Linked DNA regions of Homo sapiens: region 2 is linked to region 1. Evidence: read pairs that join two places in POLR2A ChIA-PET (ENCODE). Cell type or tissue: A673. All regions are shown on one strand. Region 1 has its middle 110 kb from the start of BCL11B. Region 2 overlaps BCL11B (BCL11 transcription factor B).

The links. Peaks named below come from ENCODE experiments on the same cell type or tissue, not always from the same donor. Only the 100,000 strongest peaks of a DNase experiment are listed, where the experiment ranks them.
Region 2: POLR2A ChIA-PET joins it to region 1 with 9 read pairs; 5 of 35 experiments call an interaction of 5 or more read pairs at or near these places.

The regions. Positions count from the first base shown.
Region 1 is chr14:99,154,803-99,159,802 of GRCh38, reverse strand. No RefSeq gene overlaps it. Among named protein-coding and RNA genes, the nearest start is that of BCL11B, 110 kb to the left of the region's middle. In A673, no CTCF peak of the experiment used is centred here; no DNase peak of the experiment used is centred here.
Region 2 is chr14:99,226,276-99,231,275 of GRCh38, reverse strand. The region is part of intron 3 of BCL11B (BCL11 transcription factor B); the gene reads left to right. Among named protein-coding and RNA genes, the nearest start is that of BCL11B, 43 kb to the left of the region's middle. RefSeq lists an enhancer at 1,039-1,937. In A673, no CTCF peak of the experiment used is centred here; no DNase peak of the experiment used is centred here; H3K27ac peaks cover 2,808 bases.

The sequences.
Region 1 (5,000 bases):
AACCTTATTAGTCTGGTCCTGCTCACACTTTCACTAGAAGAATCCTTATTAGCAGTGCTAGTTAAAATGCAGATTCCCAGTTTGCACTGCTCAGAGACTCTGGTCCATAGGTCGAGGGCGGGGCCTTGGAATGTGGATTTTCAACACAACTCCTGAGAGGTCTGATTCAGGGGTTTTCTGGGCCACATGCAGGAAGCTCTGCGGGGGTCCCAGGGCTGCTTCTCTGCCTGCGCCCAGGCAGCTGGGGCCTCCTGGCTCCCTGTCTACCACTCTTCTTGAGGCTTCACTCCCAGGGAGGCTGACAGGCGACAGACTGAGAGGCAGGAAGAGCCCGCAGACTCAGGGCTCCGGCCAGAGGTGGTGGTGGTGCAGTGCATGAGCCTCGGGCTGGGAGTCTTCGGCCCTGTGTCAAATCCCAGCTCTGGCCGCTGTCCCCCAGGTGACAGGTCCCATAACTTCCTGTCTCTTTCTCTGCAAATTATGGTGGACAAGACATCTCCACAGCATCTTTGGGAGGATCGATGAGGTAACGAGCAAGGATGGGCTCTGAAGAGTTTATGTTTCTAGACATGTATCCAAAAATGAAGAATGTGTTAAATAAACAACCAAAAAAAAAAAAAAACCAGTGATGGCAACTCCCAGCCACTTCATCTGCCACAAAGCATCCCTCAGATGAGCCCTGCTGTCCCCCGGAGCACTGGCAGCTTCTTTCCAGATATTTGCCTTTCTTTGTGCTCTCCTCTCCTTCAGGAAATCTTGTCCCTTCCCGTACAAGGCCCAGCAGGACTAGTGGTTCCAGGTCCCCTCTGCCCTTCTCCTGGACTCCTCACATCGCAGACTGTGTGGTGCTTTCTTACCTCTAGGCATATCTGCCCTGGGCCCGTGCCGTGTGGCTTTTAGCATGACAGGTCTGGAGAGCTTAGAAGTGGGAGAAGGAGGTGGTGTCCTGCTGTGCTAGGTGGGGGCACACCCACCTGCGGGGTGTCCAGAACCCTAGAGAATCAGCCATTCTCTCCCTTACTATTAGAGCAGCATGGCAAAAAGGGGTTTCATACCAGGAAACAAGAGCAAACCAGGGATTTTCTCTGTGGGCTGCAAAGCAGGCAGGGCTTTGCTTTTGTCATGGGACCTTCCTTTCCCGGCCCCTTTGGGTTCCTCCCCAGTCTGGCCACTGTCTCCATTCTGGGCTACTACAAGAGCTTCCCTCACAAATCCCTTGGTTTTTAGCCTCAGGGAAGCTCTGGAGCCAGACTGACCTGGTTCGGAACCCCTTTCAGCCTCTTCCTATCTGTGTCTCAGTTTCCATTCTGTGCCTCAGTTTTCTCATCTGTAAAATGTGGATAATAACAGAACCTCCCTCCTGTAGGGAGATGACTAAATAAGATATGGCATGCCAAGGGCTGAGAACAGTGGACCCAGGAGGCACCTGCTATTTCATGCCAGCTGCTGTCACAATCTCCAAATTCCAATGACCTGACATCATAAGGATTTGTTTCTTGCTAGTGTCACAGTCCCGTAAAGTGGTGGACAGCTTTCCACGTGGCGTTTCAGGGATTCTAGCTCCTTCTGTCTTGTTTCCCTGCCATCTTCTAGTTGTGCCATCCAGTAAACTATTTAAATTTAAAGTAATTAAAAATCCTCATTAAAAATTCAATTCCTCAGCTGCACTCTCCACATTTCAGGTGTGCAGTAGCCACATGTGTCTTGTGGCTATCAGATTGGACAGTGCAGACAGAATCTTCCATTCTTGCAGGAAGTTCCATTGGTGAGTGCTATCTAGAGTCTCCTTGGGGGTCTCTGCTGGGTCATCGGCATTGAGCCATTCACAATGGAAGACATGTGAGTCTCATGCAGGGCTCCCCATGGGCCAGGCCTGGAAGTGGTGAGTATCACTTCTGCCCTGCCTCCTTGGCCAGAAAGCCCTGAATTAACCTGACCCCAACAGAATCAGAGGGCTTCAGCATGGCGCTCAAACCCTTCACAACTGGATCCAACGCATCTGTCCATTTCCCATCGCCATTCCATCCTTACAGCCTCATCCCCACAAGCGGGTGAAGGAAAGAGAGAGCGCTGGCCATTGGCATACTGTGAGACCTCTCAGAAGACTCCGGTACTGCGTTTCTAGAATGTTCAGCCAACTTCCCCTCACATCTCATTGGCCTGAAGTGGGCCCCATGGCCATTCCTGAACAATTCCATGGCCAGAAGAATGCCCCGGGCCAGTTGGCTCTGCTGTTGCACGTGGGAGAAGGCTGTGGGAGACTCCGGGGAGCAAGCCACCGGGCCCCGGCAGTGCCCCACCTATGCCTGCTGCTCTGCTGGGCCCTGGAGGTACAAGTCTGACCTTGGGATGGTCTCTGATGCCAGGGAGTTCAGAGCCCTGTAGCAAATCCTACCTGTAAATGAGAAGGTGCCAGCACTGGGTACATGTGAGCGTTGGAGGCAGGGCACTGGGGACTGTGAACTGAATGGTATGGGATCTCCAGGCACCGTCCCTTGGGGCCTCATGAACCTTGATGGTTCATGTTTAGATGCTCTGACGTTTGTGCTTTTGAGATGAGTGGTCATCTCCGATATTCCAAAGGAGTAAGAATGACTCTGCTGGGCCGCTGCTTGTTTCTCTCTCCTTTTTCATTCTTAGCTCCCTCGGTGCTTCGTTTTTTCTTCACCCAGCCTGGCCTCCCTTGCTTCTCCTGTCCTCCCCTGTGCTGGGTTTTAGCATTCCAGAGGCTTTTTCACATTTCTCCCCACTTAACGAATGCAGAGTGCTTTATTTATTTATTTATTTATTTATTTATTTATTTATTTATTTATTTTGTCAGAGGCGCCCAAGCATTTAGCAGTTACCAATGATCAACAGTACATTTTGCAAACAAGTAATAAATTTTAACAGCAATTTGTCTACGAATTGTGACCTTTTGATGATGTATTTGATTTTTCCTGAGAAGTTGAACTTCTTTGTCATCCAAGTTTGATTCATATTTTAATTTTTTTAAAAGCAAATGGTGTGTATAACACATCGCAACATTGAGCTGATTGCGAATGCTATTTTGGTTGCAGTCAATATTTCTAATTTATGCCGTTCGAGATACACAGGGAGCCCCTGGCCCGCTTTGCTAACAGCTGCAAATCCACACATCTCTGCCCCTGACATTTTATACTTTGCAGTTTTCTTAATGTTATATGGATTTTTTTTTTAAAGGAAGAATAATTATGCCAGTGCCTTTTAATGATGCACCTTTAACCAAAGATAAAACATGTCCTTGCTTCTCTCCATTCTACCCTTTTGGCCTGGGTGTTGCAGATCACTTTCCTATGGAAAAGGTTGTCGACTCTTTGAATCCCCCAACTGGCACATTACTTTGTGTTAATTACCTTAGGACGAGAGAGTGGCTCAGAAGCAATCATCTTTGTTTGTTAACACACACTAGCTGCGGCACCACTCTCCATAAATAAAACATAACCGAGATTACAATGTCACGTTCACCGGGACTTCAGACCCCGGTAACTGCCCTAGTAGGATGCACAAAACATCCCCTGGCAGCTGGGTTCCTGGAGATGTGGTGCAGTCAGGATGGCTTCTCATTCCTCAATCACCCCGTGCCCACCAGGCCCTAGCTGCTCTGTAATCCCCTGGTGTTCTTCTGCTGGTAAGGCTGGCAGGAAGCTGACATTGTTTCTCCTCTAACTTAAAAGGGTTAGGCTTGTCAATATGCAATGGTATTTTTAGCCACTTGGAAAAGGTTGGAGTGGACTAACATCACGCAAAACAGTGGTCAGGAATTTAGCATGCATGAATTGTAGAAATATCTAAAGTGATGCTTAGACAGAGATCTCCATTTATTTATTTGTTCATGCTGGCTTCTTGTTACACCCACACCCACACACACACATGCACATAAGGAAAAAAGAGAGATGGTTACTGAGAAATATGTTCAATAAATTAGAACAATATGAGCAATAAGATTAGGGCAAATGCCAATTTGAAGAGAAGAAGTAAAATGAAAACTCTCAAGGCACAGGGTTCTAGAGCTTGATTTTCAAGTTTGGCTCAGAGCTTCCCAGCTGTCAATGGGAAAAGAGATATAATGAGTATCGTCATCAGTGTGGAAAGAACCACAGTAGTTCTTCAGGAGGAGCAAAGTGTTTCCTGGCACTTTAATCTGAAAGCGGTTTCTCTTATGGGTCCTCATATGGAGTTGTGTTTCTCAATGGGTGGCCCACAGCCCACTGGTGGGAGGTGACAGACTTCTGGACAGTCATAAACTGATGAAAATGCACATTCAGAATCCAGTTCTTAGTAGTGAGTGATGCACAATCCTATTTATTTTTGTTATTATGCATGACCGATGTCTACCTCGTAGTAATTCACTGAGTTACTACAGGTTACCCAAATATAGTTCTCATAAATCAGTTAGTGCATTACTAGAGTTTACCAAGAACTCTATTTTTAGCATTCTATCAGGAAGTCTGACTTCCTGGTAATATTGCAAAATCCCTGGCAATATTCTTGGCAAAAAACCTCCTAGCCAAGAACGTAGCCAAAGAGCTCAAATTTCTTTAATTTTGAGGACTTTGTTCTTACTGAATTATCAATGTGGTCTTGAATTCATGTGGTTTTTAATAGTTTCTAGTATTATATTCATAAATATATTGGTAGAAGAGCTTTTAGGTTTTAATTTTGTTCATCTTTTTTTTCTTGGTAATTGCTTTGGAAAATGGACATGGGTAGGGTAATGAATTGCAAGATAATTTGCTCCACCTAAGCAGATCTCAGACAGAGGAGTTGAGAATCATTTATAAAAGGGACCACGGTAGGCCTCAACAGCATACCTATAGCCATGTAGTTCAGGAAGAGAATGTAGTAATCCTACATGTGTGTGTACCTAGAAACAGAACTTTATTTTAAACTACATGCAGCAAAACTGAGAAAATTAAGAAGAAAACTAAATCTACAATTGCAATCAGAGATTTCGATATTTCTCTCTTGATACTTGATGA
Region 2 (5,000 bases), 71 kb before region 1:
CAAGGTGGGGACCCAGGGAGGAAGGGCAGCTCCCACCCAGAAGGCTTTTTGGGGTGCCAGGGGAAGTGGTAAAGAATGTTCGCTGAACTATGAGCCAGGGCCCGGTGCCCCTCGGTCAGGAGTCCCCCACGGTGCCCCCACCCGTTCTGAGAGTCTTGCTCCCAGAATGCATTCCCCAGCCTCCCAATCCCGCTTCTTTGGGTTGTTTAGCGACAGCTTAATTGGATAACACTTAACATCTGAGGTTTTCTTCGGCCCTTGCCACTGCCACCCCCTCCCCCACCCCAGACAATCCCCTGCCCCGCCAAGACCAGGCTAGGGGAAGATTCCTTGGTTGACTGTGTACATTGCTGGAGCCGTCCAAAATGCTGAGTTTCTCTTTGGGAGAATGTGTTGCCCATTAGCTTTGAAAAAGAAAAAAAGTGGCTCAAAAGGAGCCTCTTAAAAAGCTGTGGCCACGAGAGGGAGTGAAACACTGTGAGGTGTGTGAGGGGTGGGGGCGGGGGCTGAGTACCTGCTGTGCGTCCGGCTCTGGGCCAGACCCAGACACAGCTGTTTGTGCCGACTCATCCTGCTCTCCCGGGCGGGCGGTGTGGCTGCCCATTCTACAGATGGGCAGATGGGCCGGTGTGGTGACACAAACTGGCCTCTACCTGCCCTGCTTCTCCCCAAGTGGAACCCAAGATCTTATTCTGCCTAGGGTCTCTGGGAATCCTTGGGGTCCTTGGGAATTCAAGGGCAAAGGGCCCTCTCACAAGTCTGTCCCCCCGGCATCTCGGCAGGGCCTGGCGTGAAAGCACTGTGGCCACGCAAACCAGGATGCTGACACAGACACATGTGGTGAGCAGCCGTGGCCTGGTTTCTGTGGCAGGGGCAGGAAAGGAGAAGGGGGGTGCAGAGCTGGGGCAGATTTGATTGGTCCCTGCTTTGTCACCAGGCATGTTGCAGGCTTTCTCTCGACTTGAATTGTGAAAGGAAAACTATTTTTATTGGGCAGGTTGTGTTTTTAATTGAAGCTGTCCCCACAGGCGGTCCCTGATGGAGCCACAGCTCTGCAAAAGCCATGGCCACAGCTCTGTAAAAGGCCACAGGCAGCCCCTGCTCCAGGGTCCAGAGCTTCCTGGGCTCCAGAGCTCCCTAGTAGGGTGGCCTGGAGCTTTAGTGTACCCTCCCTGCTGTGACAGGTGGTGACATCATAGGATCTGGCTTCCAAAAGGGAGTTCTGGTTTCTTACTGGACTTGTGCCTTAAAGGCACAAAGCAAAACCCAAAATCTCCTGGGAAGGAGTCGGAACCACTTGCAAAGACGCCGGCTCCCTTTTCTGGGCTGTGCTGGTCCCCAGGTGCTCAGGCCTCCTGTCCTGGTTCAGTAGATCTGTTCTGTGAGTCTGTGGAAGGCCCTGCTTGCTGAGCAGGGGGTGCCTGCTCTGTCTGGGTGGTTGCCTTGCTCTCGTGGCTTCCTGTCATTAGCGCTGCAGCCTCGGCAACCACTGGGGGGGCCATGCTATCGAAGATCAGCCTGAGTGTTTATTACTGGACGCGGTCAAGTTCCGTGGCACAGAAATCTGATCTCACCAGAGGCTCACCCAGGGCTTTGCTTAACCCTCTGTTGGCCCTACTTAGAAGTTGCTGAAGTAGATGAGACTCAGCTAGAGGACTGAGCCGCTCCCTCATGTGGCCAGGCCTGCTTAGCATCTTTGTATGGTGCTGACCAGGAGCTGTTACCATCCCCATTTTGCAGATGGAGAAGCAAGGGCTTGGGGAGGGAGAGTGGCTAGCCAGGGTGGCAGAACTGGGATTTGTCCTTGGTTGCCTCCTGAAAGGCCACCCCTCTTCCTGTGGAGCCACGCTGCCTCTGCCGACATCCACGGGAGGTCGAATGAGCTTTCCACTGCCTTGGCTCTGGGGGGCTCTGCCATCAGCAAGTCCTCATACATGCCACTAGGATCCTTATGAGGACTGTGTATGGAGGGCCTGCTATGTGCTGCATTGTGCTGGGCATGTGTGCCTTCTTGAATTTAACCCTCACAGCAACCCTAATACTTTATTCTCCTCACTTTGCAGATGAGAAAATGATGTTCAGAGATGTTGAGTTCTCACAGCTCACGTCTATCCGTCCGTCCATCCATCCATCCATCCATCCATCCATCCATCCATTCATCCCTGTATCCATCCATCCATCCATCTATCCATCCATCCATCCATCCATCCATCCATCCATCCATCCATCCATGCATCCATCCATCCATCCATCCATCCATCCATCCATCCATTCATCCATGTAGCCATCCATCCATCCATGCATCCATCCATGCATCCATCCATCCACCCATCCGTTCATCCATCCATCCATCCATCCATTTATTCATTCTTTAGCTTGAAGCCATTTGGAAGGCACCTAGCTTGTAGCACTGTGCACACACAGGAAGAGTCGGCAGGCAGGTCCCTGCCCTCGTGCAGCTTGCAGTCTGGTGGTGGGGAGGACAGGGAGTGGGGACCTGCAGAAGGGGAAGGAGGAGCAGGGAGGGAGGGAGTGGTGGAGGTGGGATTTGATCCCAGGCTCTCCATCCAGCACCTGCCACATCTTTGGCTTTGGCTCTTCTTCTGGCATTAAAGGCCTTTTTAGATTTTAGGCCTTGAGAGCTGCCAGGACTCAGAGCCTGTGAGCAACCAGTGCTTGATTGCAGTGCTCTGGGAGGGACGTGAGGAAGGGCAGTGTCCTGTTCCTGGGGCTGGGACTGCAGGAGGCTGAGCCCCTAGGACTGCTCCAGGAGACCCTTCTAAGGGGCCTGCTCTTACCTCCTGCCCTCTGCCACCATGTCTGGTACAGTTCTCTTTTTTCATTCGGTCCCAGTTCATTGGCCCTCACCAGCTTGCACCACCATGTTTCCCGATCAATTTGAATACCTGAAACTATCCTATTCTGGTGTTTTTTGTCCCTTTGTGATTTGTGTCCCTGGCACTGGGCTGTTTGCTTAAGTGTTTTTAGTGCCTGTTTAATTAGTAGTTGGAATGGAGTCATTAAGTTCCCAGTAACCCGTTAGGAAGAAGCAGGCCTTTGTAAAGATGGAATGGGCCTGCTGTCCTTACCTGGTTTTGTCCCTTTTCGGATCAGGATGCATTGAACCCATCTCTTCAAGTTAACATGGAGAACCCCAGTGTAAACGTGTTTCACACAGGTTAATTGCGTGCCTGTTACCGCATCTGCAGTTATTTATAGAAGGATGTGATTTTACGGGGGGAGAAAACCACACAGGTATGTGTGTTTGTGCACACCCTGGGCTGGCAGCATCCCAGGGGGCCCTGCCTCCCGGGACCCCAACCCTAGACCTCTTTCCAATGGTCGCAGTGGGGAGAAGGGACTCGGGGGTCCTGACTCTTTTTGACTCTGCTGAAGGAAGGTGGGGCTTTGAGTCTAGGCGTTCCTGGGAACTGAAATTTCTTCCCTGAGAAATTTCACATAGAGGATTTGGCACAGTGGCTGTGGGGTCAAGAGCCTCAGACTGTGTTCCTGGTCTGTGCTTCAGCTGGCCAGGGGCCCTAAAGAAGTCATTGCCTCAGTTTCCCCTTCTGTAAAAATACACGTATGTATGTATATGTGTATGTATGCAACATTTGAAAACGAGGCTCGTGTTATTTTCTGAGACAGGTCAGTGTGGAGCTGCTGTGGGTGGAGTGAGCATGGGGCTAGCTAGGTTTCCAGGGCAGGGCGTGGGACATTCAGAGAATGGTTTGGACACTCCTGGGCTTTGTGCCCCGCATGCCAGAATCCTTCCCTGTTCTGAGGCTTCCATGATTGGAAAGCGGTGGTCAAGTGTATGAGACTGCTTGGGGGTGAAGGCTGTTCTGCCCCATGTAGTCATTTCCCCTCTCCATCCCTCAGTTTCCCCATCTATAAAATGGAGCTAAGGATAGGACAGGCTCTGAAGGGTCGTTCTGGGGATCGTGTGAGATCATACGGGCCAGGTGCTGAGAACAACACCATGTGCTGAGTGAGCCCTGTCGAAGTTAGAGTCCATGCACGAGCGGAATGGGATTCACGACATTGAGACTCTGTCAGGTCTCACTTCAAGCTGGATCTTCGCTTTCCATTCTTAAAAGTATTTAGCCTTTTGGCTGGCTCAGATCATGTACCAGCTTTGGGAGGTGGAATAGGAACTGAGACACTTCATTGCATATTTAAAAGCTGCAAATGGTCATCAGCCACAGTGATTAATATGTGTACTTGGTGAAGTTCAAGGTCTCACACAAGAACACACAGGATCCCAGCTCAGGGAAGTGGAAGTGTTTGGCTTTAATAGAGGGAGTCAGTTGCAGTCATTAGTATATGCTGAAATCACAGGGCAATCTTGTAAAGTTAAATTCAATTTACTTTTCTACTGAAATTGTGCTTGCTGTGTTATTTAACTAGTCTGGGGTTTCTTGGCATGGGTTAAAGGGACAATAAAGATAAAAGAATACCTGTAAGTAAATAGTAGGGTTTAACCATAGAATCTATCCTTTTCTCCTCCTTCAATTATATCCCAGTGTTCATTTTGTGTTGGTTTTATAACCAGAGCCGTCCAATGGGGCGCCGTGGATTAGACCACGCTAGCTGTGGAAGCCTGATGCAATTAATGCAGTCTGCCTGGAAAGTGGCCTTATTTCTGGAAGTTTTGTGTTAATGATATGGTCTGTGCTTTGCACATTTCATACCAAACAAGAAGCAAGCTGTAGTTTCATTCTGGACTGGGTTCGATTAACACCGGAGGATCCATGGGAAGCCAAACGGTGATACGGACAGAGATGGTAGCCTCACCAGGCCCCTGCTGATGCGTCGCCTTGATTCTGGTGCAGGGGGTGCCAGAGACACTCCAGGAGGGTGTTAGATCGGCCACTGAGACTGGAGGGAGGGGTGAGTATGGGGGTGAAGACAAAAAAAGAACCGTGTGAGTGAGCGTGTGTGGACAGCAGAGCTCCGTCGTGGGAAGGTTGGAAAACATGCTCATGGGATTCCCTTTG